2 separate regions of the Mus musculus genome follow, and region 1 is linked to region 2. The links are chromatin contacts, found by Hi-C or POLR2A ChIA-PET in ENCODE. All regions are on one chromosome and are shown on one strand. The core of a region is the stretch at or near the end of the contact, and the rest is flanking DNA. Distances in the headings are between cores, read along the strand shown. Region 1 holds the start of Anln (anillin, actin binding protein). Region 2 holds the start of Pigyl (phosphatidylinositol glycan anchor biosynthesis, class Y-like).

Region 1 (5,468 bases), core at 2,706-5,205, 230 kb after region 2:
GGGAGGGAGGGAGGGAGGGAGGAAGGGAGGGAAAGCTCATGAGTGGGAGACAACATGGGACACAAAGCTAGCCTGGTCTCCAGAACAAGACTCTGCTTACAACAACACAAAACGTGAACTGTTGCAGGATATTTGGTCACACTGTAAACCCTGAGATTGTGTTATTTACTGGGGGGGGGGGGGGGACTGTTTCTAGTTGTAGTGTACCTCAGCTCTAGCATGTACCTTTAATCCAAGAGCTTTCTGCTTGAAGACTGTAAACAGGATTAAATAAAGTCAACCATAGGTCAAGAGTCAGACTGGGATAAGCAACTAGTTGACAGGGGGCAAACAGAGGAAAAAACATAGAAAGAAAGAGGGAGGCAGAAGAGCTGATGGAGAAGTTCACAGGAAGTAGAAGGGGGCACTAAGTTTGAGGGCTTTGACACTGTGTGAGTGAAGAACTTCCTCTAGGATGCTGGCTATGGAGGAAGGTCATCTGGGTGCCTTCTCTGCCTCTCTGAGCTAGCAGGCTTTCACCCCAGCATCTGGCTCCTGAGCGGTAAAATCAAACAGTTGAGATTTTGTTAAAAACAACAATGAACTAAATTTGGGTTGAGGCACAGCCCTCTGCACTTAGAATTCTCTTCTACTTTAAGGTTCCTTGAAAGAAATGACAACCAAAAGGCTGTGCAATTAAAATACTGTGTGTGCACAAGACCTTCATACCCTAAAACAGTCTCCTCCAACCAATCAAAAATGACCAGACTGCTATACAAATTCATAATGGTTTGCTATCTCTTTCACAATAAAATACATCACTTTGGGTGGAAAAAATGCCCTAATTATATCCATCAATGGGCACGGCCAACATTCCATTCTCCAGAGTCAAGCACTGAGTCAGTACAGCTTCCAATGGGTCACAACGGAAAAATGTGGTTTTGCCATTCAAATGCACACAGTGCTCTACTGTTTGCAATGGATTGGAAACCCACAGGTGTAAAAAGAAAATAAACATTTAAACAGTCTAAATAATAAAATCAGGCTAATAAGTGCCAATGAGGTTTTTTCTTTTAATTGAAGAAATAATGTCTAAATTGCGTAAAGGTATGTGCTCAGTATTTTAAGTACACTTTCCTTATTGTATCATACAGTTGATTTGGAACATACCCATTCTGGAAGGAAGCACATTTAACACAAAGTGCACAGAGGGGAGTCCTGTGAAAGCGACTCTCAGTGAAGGTCTGGAGGGCGCGCTGCAAACTGGTGGTTAAGTGTGCATTTATAAAGCAGAAAAGGCAGGCAAAGTGAGGGAGGGCATGCTGGACACCAGGGTGGCAGGGAGGCGAGGCCTAAGCACAGAGTGCTTACCGGGACTGTAGCATTTGAAACAGGAATCATTAAGAGAATAGAGTCTTAATGTCCTGGCATTGATAGAACACGATAATTTCTTTTCTGTTTTATGGTGGCATTATATCATGCTAAAAAATCACCCTGAGAGGACTTTAAAAAATTATCTCAAGTAATTTTTCTGTGTTGCATGGTTTTGAGTAAGAACCTTGCTGAGAAAGTTATTTTATACTGACATTCAGTCCCTTTTAGCAAACAAACACACACAAAACTGTGTTAGAAACTCATTTCACAGTACAAAAATGTTCTGAATGTTATCACTGAGCACCTAGTCTTGGAACTCACTCTGTGTTCTCATTACCAATTAAGGAAAAGATTTCAAAGCTGTTATTCTAACTGCAACTGACCTAGCTTTTATAATATAAACTACACATTAAGGCATGCACATTTTCAAACACATTCTAAAAGAACCCAAACAAGAAGATTTTTTGGTCTGAGTTTTGAACTACTTTCAAAAGGATATTTTTAAGTTAAAGGACAAATTTCAACCAACTTTCCAAAGAGTTTTGTTCCTGTATATAGCACTATTTTAAGTAATTTTATTCTTTTAGTCACAAAATATCATTTTTAAAGTCAATACTATCTAGAATTGTGGTAACTTTACTGCATGCAAGTTTTAAGAATGCTTTCAATAAAAAATTCAAACTCATAAGTCAATGTGCAAACACACACACATATAAACCTTGTCTTGGAAAATGATTATATATATTAGTTGCATTTGGAATAACAGGCTGGCTTGAACTCAAGAGATCCTCAGGCCTCTGCCCGCTGAGCGCTAGGATCAAAGGTATGCGCCACAAAGCCTGGCTCATATAAATAAAAATTTAAAGATTCAATGTAAGTGACAAATATTTGGTGAATAATTGTCCCTATTCGCTATAGCTGCTACAAAATATGTCGTGGCTGCTTCTATTATTATTAAAATGAATTTTTTTCAAATTCATTTATTTGTCTGTATAGGGATACCATACACAAGTATGTCTGGGTACCACATATGTATCTGGGGTCCCTGGAGGCCAGAAGAAGACATTAGCTTCCCCGAGACTGGAGTTACAGGCTTTTATGAGACTCAAATGGGTGCTGGGAATTGAACCTAGGTTCTCTGGAAGAGAAGCCAGTGCTCTTGGCAGCTGAGCCATCTCTCCAGTCCTCTATTAGAAATTCTAACGTTATCAAAATGTTGTTTTCCTCAAGATAACTGAGAACTTCAAACGGAGCACAGGGTGTGTGGGGCAGCATAACTGTCAAGTTGAAATCTTTAATTGTTGAAATCCTTAACTAGTATCTTGGGCTTAGCTTATGGAATTGTTAACTACACTACCCAAAATAAATTATTACTATCCTCTACGACATTTTTCAATGTAGTACAGAAACACTGTATGCCCACTTTACAAAACTCACAAGTCTTGAAATTTAAAGAACAGCTTGAAGCAAAAGAAAAAGAGGAACTGTCCTGCAATAAAAGAATGGGCCAACAGCAACACGCAATCCTGAATGTCGGTGTACAGCTGCAACGTGAAGCTAAAACTAGGCATAAATAATAAGATTAACAACGGAATCTAGACCTTATTTCCAAGGAAGAGATGAGGAAAGCATTGTTGAAATGATACGCTACATAAACACTGAGGTGTACCAACCCTACAGCATACACTTATAATTTTGTTTTGTACACGCTGAGGTAACTATAAGCCCTGTTTCCTTTCAACCAGTATCAACCCTGTGCATGAGACTTTCTTTCTAAAGTTAGTAGAGCCGTGACTTATGAAGGACGCCAGGCTAAAGCACCTGCTCATTTAGACTTCGGTGGTTTCATCACAGGATTCTTAAGCGCTCAAGCTCCTCTGGGCCTGTGAAGTCCTTTATCACTTCCATCAGATTCCAAGCACACAGTACGAGTCACTGGGCCGACTCCACCCTGCCAACTATTCCAGCTTTAGGGCAGGGCTTGTCCCACTAGGCCCCTGAGCGGCACTCTCCCGGGTCACAGCAAGACGGATGAAGGATGGAGGGAAGCGTGCTTTAAGTCCCGGGAGCCGGGGGGGCAGGCTCAAGCCAGAGCGCCCAGGCGCTCACACCCCGAGCCAGCACTTGGGGGAGTGGAGGAAGGCTAAACGACTACAGAGCTCGGGGTTTGCATGGGGTTTTTGAGGCCCTGCCTTCCCCAGAGCCAGGGACGGAGCAGCGAAGCCGGGGCGGCTGCGACCCCGCGGCTTCCGTCCGGCTGCACGCTCGCTGTGCGCACGCGCCACGCTGGCCGCAGGCTGACAGCGCGGGCGGGGGTCCCGGAGTCGGCAGGGGTCATGGTTCACAGCGCCCGCAGAGTCTCTCACCTCGGTAAACGGGTCCATCGCCCCAGGCCTCACCAGTGGACGGCTAGACGGTGGGTCCGACGGTTCAAACTCAGGAAGAGGAAAGAAGTGAGTGCAGGCTCGGCGCAGCTCCTGGAGGAGGACTGCAGTCGAGGCGGCGGGCGCTCTCACACCCAGTCGGCTCTGCCCTCCGCACCCACGGAGTCGGTAGGCTACCACGGCCGTTCAAAATTTGAATTTCAGCGCCCCGGACGACACGCATGCGCGCGGGGTGGGCGGGGCCGGGCGGGCCGCTTGCCCCCGCCCCTGAGCTAGGTCACGTGATGCGGCCAAGTTGGGACTGGTCCGGAGCTGCGAGCACTGCTCTCTCTCCTCCGCTTGGGTGGAGACGGTTCTGCCGTTGAACTGCCTAGGGAGAGGGCCCTGCCATCCCGCACGCACCCACGCACGCCGTAGCGGGTCCCTTCCTGACTCTGTCAGCTCCCGCCGCCCTGCCTTCTTCCTCCGTGGGCCTTACGAACCCGGTCCGGCCCTCTGGCCTTTGGGCCTGATCCTGCCACCAGAAGTGGGACTAGACAGCCAGCTTGACCTCCTGAGAGACCACTCTGGCGGGTCCCCACACTCTCAGCCAGTGACTAGTTCTTTGTTTGGTGGGGAAAAGAGATGACAGTAACAGACCCTTCGGTTTTAAATCCCAGTCAACTACCCAAAGCCAGCAGTGAGAACACTTTGAGAGAAGGGACAATCGGAAAGTCCATATTTAATAAAAGTTCCCGTTTAACAGGCAGAAAGCAGGACAAACTATTGCACGAGTAACTTTTAATCTGACTTTCCTTTTCCTCTTCCTGGGAGGGTCTTTTGGAGACCCTCACAGTGTCTTACCATTTGACATTCTGCTAGGCTTTCCAAGAATGTGTCTAAAAAGATGGGTTGCCAAACCTCTGGTAGTAGAACTGTTTGCCTTTATACGTCAAAAGGTCGACAAAGCACCAAAATCTCTGTGCCTAGGTTGGTGCTGTGAGAGCTAAAGTCCTTACGAGATTGTGTAAAACAGATGTATGGTAGCAAGGTTTATGGTTGAGTCTCTGTGTCCTAAATGAGTCCATAACAGGATCAACTGTGCTTATTGAACAGAAAAACTGAAAGTGTTGAAGGGTCAAGTCCAGAATCAAAGCTAAATAAAAATAGGAAGCTTGGGGCCAGCGACAGAGCACATGCTAGCTATGAGGGCGCTTGCTACCAAGTCTTGGGACCTGAATTCTAGACCCAGAACCAGTTCCAGCAAATTGTCCTCTGACCTGCACACACACACACAGGAAATAAATTAATGATGTTTTTCTAAGTAATAAAGAATTTAAAAATGTATAGATTGTAATAAACTGAATTTGGGGCATGGAATAAGAACTTCTTTAAGAGCAACTTCTAAGAATTCAGATCCTTGGGACCACAGTATAACAAGAATAATAAATTTCCTTGGTGCCTTGGAGCTGTGAAATGATAGAAAATGGAAGGAGCTTTGTTTAAGTGTGTGGTGTGTGGGGTTGTTAGAATTTGCTACCTATAAACCAAAGGGAACGGATGCCTGAATTTTTTTTCAAGCACTGAACAGGAAAAGGGGTGTGGGTACTTGGGGTGTGGCTGTGTAGGTCAGTCTTGGGAATGAGTCATTGGAAATTTATGTAGCCGTTGTGCCTTCGGGCTGTTGCCTCTGTAATCCTTGGTTTCATTGTAAACAATTTGATTCTAGCTAGCATGGATAAAGCAGTATTG
Region 2 (4,799 bases), core at 1,276-3,775:
TGAGATCTGATGCCCTCATCTGGTGTGTCTGAAGAAAGCTACAGTGTCCTTAGATATAATAATAAATAAATCTTTAGGCCGGAGTGAGCAGGGCTGACCGGAGTGAGCAGAGGTCCTGAATTCAAATTCCCATCAACCACATGATATACATAAAATAAATTAAAAAATATTTTAAAAAATTAACCTAAAGGTTAAGGAGAGCTAGTAGAGAAAGGGGGAAATGGCAATTGAGAAAGACATTTTTAAAGGTACCATGACTGTAGAGGCTCTAATGAAAATCTTAGACTGAAACGCCCTTACTTGTAAAAGGGTAAAGTGTGTGCAAGACGTAGGCCAGGTGCATATGCATCCTGCTGGTTGGTTTTTACCATCAGCTTGGTACACACTAGAGTCATCTGGGGAGAAGGGTCCTCAATTGAAGAATTACATCCATCAGATCGGCTTGTGGGACTGTCTCTGGGGCATTTTCTTGGTTTCTAGCTGATATAGGAGCGGCCAGCCCATCGTGGGCGGTAACAAACCTAGGCAAGTGGGCCTAGGTTACATGGAAAGCTGTCTGAGTGTGGGAGAAGAGGCAAGCCAGTAAGAAGTGGTCCTCCGTGGTTTCTGCTTCAAACTTCTGCCTTGAGTCTCTGCAATGAAGTCCCTCCATGATAGATCGTGACCCCTCTGCTGTCTGCCCCTCATCTCTCTGACACCCTCTTCTGGTATGTCCGAAGAGAGCGACAGTGTACTCATATTCATTAAAAGTAAATCTTTTGTTGTTGTTGTTGTTGTTGTTGTTTTTTCGACACACGGTTTTTCTGTGTAGCCCTGGGTATCCTGGAACTCACTCTGTAGACCAGGCTGGCCTTGAACTCAAAATCCGCCTGCCTCTGCCTCCCAAGTGCTGGGATTAAAGGCGCGTACCACCACTGCCCCGCAAAAAGTAAACCTTTGAAAAAACAAAACAAAAAACACCTTGTCCTAACACGGGGTTTCCTCTTTACCTTTTTAAACCGCCATTTCCCTGTGCACCACGTCTTTCTCCCCTCTACCCAGAGGCAGTCCTTTGCTGTGCTGTCATCATCCTGTCTGTTGTGACCCCCCCCACCCCCCTTCTCCCTCATCCTCTATCTCCTGTCTTTGGCTCTTATTCCCTGCCCTTTGAACTTTGGGGCAAAACCCCTCTACGCTAAGAACTTGGTCTTGGGTATCTTGCGCCAATACTGGCCTTTTCACAGGCGTGTGTAGTGAGTGCCTTTACCTCTTGAACTATCTTGCTGGCTATTTTTTGTTCCGATTTTAAATTTTTAAATTAAAAAATGTTTGTTACTTGCTCTGTGTAAACCATAGGATGGTTTGTCCTCAGCTCTCTCCTGCCACCTTGTGGTTGCAACAGAAGCTGCACGGACTCTATACCACTACTTACCTCTGAGAAGAAAAACTTTCTGATCTTTTAGCTTGCGGGAAGATTAAGGGATGGAGCTTCCTGTGCAGTACTGTGCAGAATCCTAGCTCAGCCTCATTTTTCTTTACGCTGGGATCAGAGATAACACTGCCTCACTAGGCAAGGCAGTGGCCGGCCCCGTGGACAGCATTTACGAACACCGTCCCTCCCCCCAACCCCAAGGCACACACACTCATCGTCTTACTATGTAGTCCGGATGACCTGGAACTTGCTATGTAGACCAGGCTGGTCTCGAACTCACAGAAATCCGCTAGCTTTTGCCTAAGGAGTGCTAGGATTAGGAGTGTGCTTGGCTACATTTTCTCTTAAAACTTCATTTTGCACTTTTTGCGGGAGTACACTCAGGTGTGCCACAATACATGTGTGGAGGTCAGAGGAAAATAGTTCTCCACCATGTGGGTACCGGAAGGTCGATCTCAGGTAGTCTGACCTGGCAGGAAACGCCTATACTCGCTGAGCCATCTCATCAGCACAAACTATTATTTTGCCATTTACCGATTCATACGTAAAATAATGTATCAGTCATCTTTCCGCTGCTTAAGAGGATAGATGATAGTGGCTGAGGCCAGGTGCGATTCAGGATTCAAGTTTATCAATTAGAAGTGGGGAAGGCAGCCGGGCATGGTGGTGCACGCCTTTAACCCCAGCAGAGGCAGAGGCAAGTGGATTTCTGAGTTCGAGGCCAGCCTGTTCTACAGAGTGAGTTCCAGGACAGCCAGGGCTGTCTCGAAAAACCAAAAAAAAAAAGTGGGGAAGGCTTTTCAGTGCAGAAAGACCCCACTGTCTGCTCTGGAGCGCCATGAATAAACTGTGGCAAATACGTTCCTCTCCTACTTCCAGCAGGACTAGCATAGGGGACGCCCAGCCAGAGACGATGGGATCCTTAGCTATCCGGTGCTCTCAGAGTCTTTCTGGCCTCACCCGTCAATCAAGACCACGGGGGCGGAGCCTGAGCCTGGGAGCGAAGGCAAGGTGAACTGTCCAATGAGCACGCGCGGACCGGCTCCATCGCGGGATCTGGGTTCCTCACCCCGCCCCTGCAGGGATTTGATTGGGCGGCTGGCCGGGCTGTCCCGCCTTCGTGGGGCGGTGACTGTCACCGCCAGGCGCCGAAGGGACCGGACTCCTACAGGCCTGCAAACGGTGAGTTGAGGGTCTCGAAATACGAGCGGAGGAGCTGTTGAAACCGGCTGGGGCGGGACTCGCGCCAGCTTGGCGTCTGCGCCATGGACGCCGCCGACTCCGTTTGTCTGGCTGGTTCGTTTTCGGTTCGGCCGGGTTCCCCCTGTCCTGTCTTGCCCCGCTCGGCTCGGCTCGGTTTTCTTCGGCTCGGCTCGGCTCGGCTCGGCTCTGTCCCTCCGTCGGTCAGAGACTGCAGCGGGCTCGTTGCCCCTTCTGGTCCCCGAGGCGACTGCGCCCAAGGGATGGCGCTGTCTTCGGTCTGTGCATTGACCGCGGGTGGCTCGTGACCTGGCCCCAGGTTCTGGTGCTGGTTCCCAGCCAGTCCTCGTATAGAAAGCCTCACTCAGATGTCTGAAGCGAACCCGGATTTGTAGGTCGCATTCCGCTTCCCCAGTTCACAAAAACATTATCAGTCCACCTGTCCTTCATTCTGTTTTTCAAATTGCTTACTTCCCAAAGTAATTCATGACACTTGTAGTGTTTTAAGCATGGTCTGGCAGCCGTTCTTTTGTCACTGCCTCCTCAATACTGATACCTCTGATGGGGGTCACTATAGGCAGTTTTGGAGGACACTCCTTTTTTTAAAGGCTTCTTTCTAGCCGGATGTGGTGGCTTGGGGAGGCTGATGCAGGAGGATCACAACGTTCGAGGCCAGCCTGCCGGTTCCAGCAATCCTGTCTCTAACCTACTCAGTGCTGGTACTGGCTGCTTCCCCATCCTTTCCTCTCCCTTCCCGTCGCCTGCCCTTCATCTTGTCATCTTGCATTTTTCTCATACAGTTAAAAGACCTCTCGCCTGCGCTGCGAGGGACACAGGTGGTGTCTGCAGTCGCTGGTAACCGCTGCGTGTGACGCGGAGGCTGAGGAGCCGGCACCTTCGGCCTGGGACCCCTGGACTTTCTGCGTGCCCTTGGGAAGCATGCCTGGGTGAATGAGGAGTCGGGACAAGGGGAAGATAAGACAAGAGCGCACCCGCACGAGAACAGAACTTTTCAAACAACTGAGTTTTCTTGAGACAGTTAACCTTTTAAGAAGGGAGGAAGATGATCCGGTCCCTGCCCACCATGACCGTCCTCATCCCACTGGTCTCGCTGGCAGGCCTGCTCTACTCCGCCTCCGTGGAGGAAGGCTTCCCAGAGGGCTGCACCAGCGCCAGCAGCCTGTGCTTCTACAGCTTGCTCTTGCCGGTCACCGTGCCTGTGTACGTGTTCTTCCATCTGTGGACATGGATGGGCCTGAAGCTCTTCAGACATAACTAGGGGAGCCGAGGCCCCTCCTGCTCGGGCTGCCTGCGGAGTGGGGCATGGCCGGAGGTTCCTGGCTGTTGCAGATTCTTTTGTAGCTGAAAAATACTTTTCAATAAAATGTCTTATGGGAGAGGAACACGACCAGCCTTCATCCAAAGACTGTTTCTTCTAAGATTTGTTCTTAATTGTGTGTCTGTGTGTGGGTATGCGCATGTGAGTGTGGGTGCCCAAGGAGGCCATGCAAGTGATGGGTCCCTGGAGTTGGGGGTACAGGCAGTTGTAGGCTACCGGAGCTGTGTTCAGATCATCCATAAAGGATGCGAGTTCATGTTCTTAGCCCCTGAGCCATCTCTCTGCCCGCCTATTGCCTTCTCATTTAGTTCTGGGGAACCTCAAGCTGTGAGAGGCAGACCTTGTCCTCCTTACCTTCCTGTCTCTACCTCCTGAGTGCTAAACTTATAGGCAAGAGCTCCACATCCATTCATGTGGTGCTGGAGGAACCCAGGGTTTCAGGAACGCCAAGCCAGCACTCTGCCAACCAAGCACCCAGGCCCTAAGGACTGTCTTTTTTTTAGCCCATTCATTTAAAAGTTAGTTGTTTGGAAGCCAGGCAGTGGTGACACACACACTTGGGAGGCAGAGGTGGATCTCTTGAGGGTCCAGGCCAGCATAGTGAGACTGTCAAAAATAATTTGGGATTTTGTTTCCGCTTCAAGGTCAATGGTGAAGTGTTAGGTTTGACTCCTCCCAGAGGAGCTGAGTGGAGTAGTGCCATATATAAAAACCAATATCTGGAAGCTGGACATACCAAGCCTGGGTCTGCGGCTGGGCAGATGGCTCAGCAGTTCCTTGGACCAGCTGCTCTTAGTCCCCAGGTTGGTGACTCACGACTGCCTGTAACTCCAGTTCCAGAGGATCAGA

Evidence for each region. Hi-C counts contacts between places; a loop is a spot of excess contacts on that map. ChIA-PET counts read pairs that join two places held with the same protein, here RNA polymerase II (POLR2A).
Region 1: a map of CH12.LX shows a loop between it and region 2 (4-fold over the local background). The contact joins the promoter of Anln here to the promoter of Pigyl in region 2. A Hi-C loop is called at or near these places in 11 of 37 maps with a recorded cell type or tissue (CH12.LX, Patski, adrenal gland and 4 more). POLR2A ChIA-PET finds 5 or more read pairs at or near these places in 3 of 5 experiments (Patski and embryonic stem cell).

Annotation. Positions count from the first base shown.
Region 1 is chr9:22,385,251-22,390,718 of GRCm38, forward strand. It overlaps Anln (anillin, actin binding protein), which reads right to left and starts at 3,956. Exons shown (of 24, transcript NM_028390.3): 1 at 3,720-3,956. The coding sequence starts at 3,737. It also overlaps a transcript of 9530077C05Rik not described here.
Region 2 is chr9:22,154,321-22,159,119 of GRCm38, forward strand. Pigyl (phosphatidylinositol glycan anchor biosynthesis, class Y-like) reads left to right here and starts at 2,526. Exons shown (of 2, transcript NM_001082532.1): 1 at 2,526-2,593; 2 at 3,412-4,035. The coding sequence starts at 3,675. The coding sequence ends at 3,890.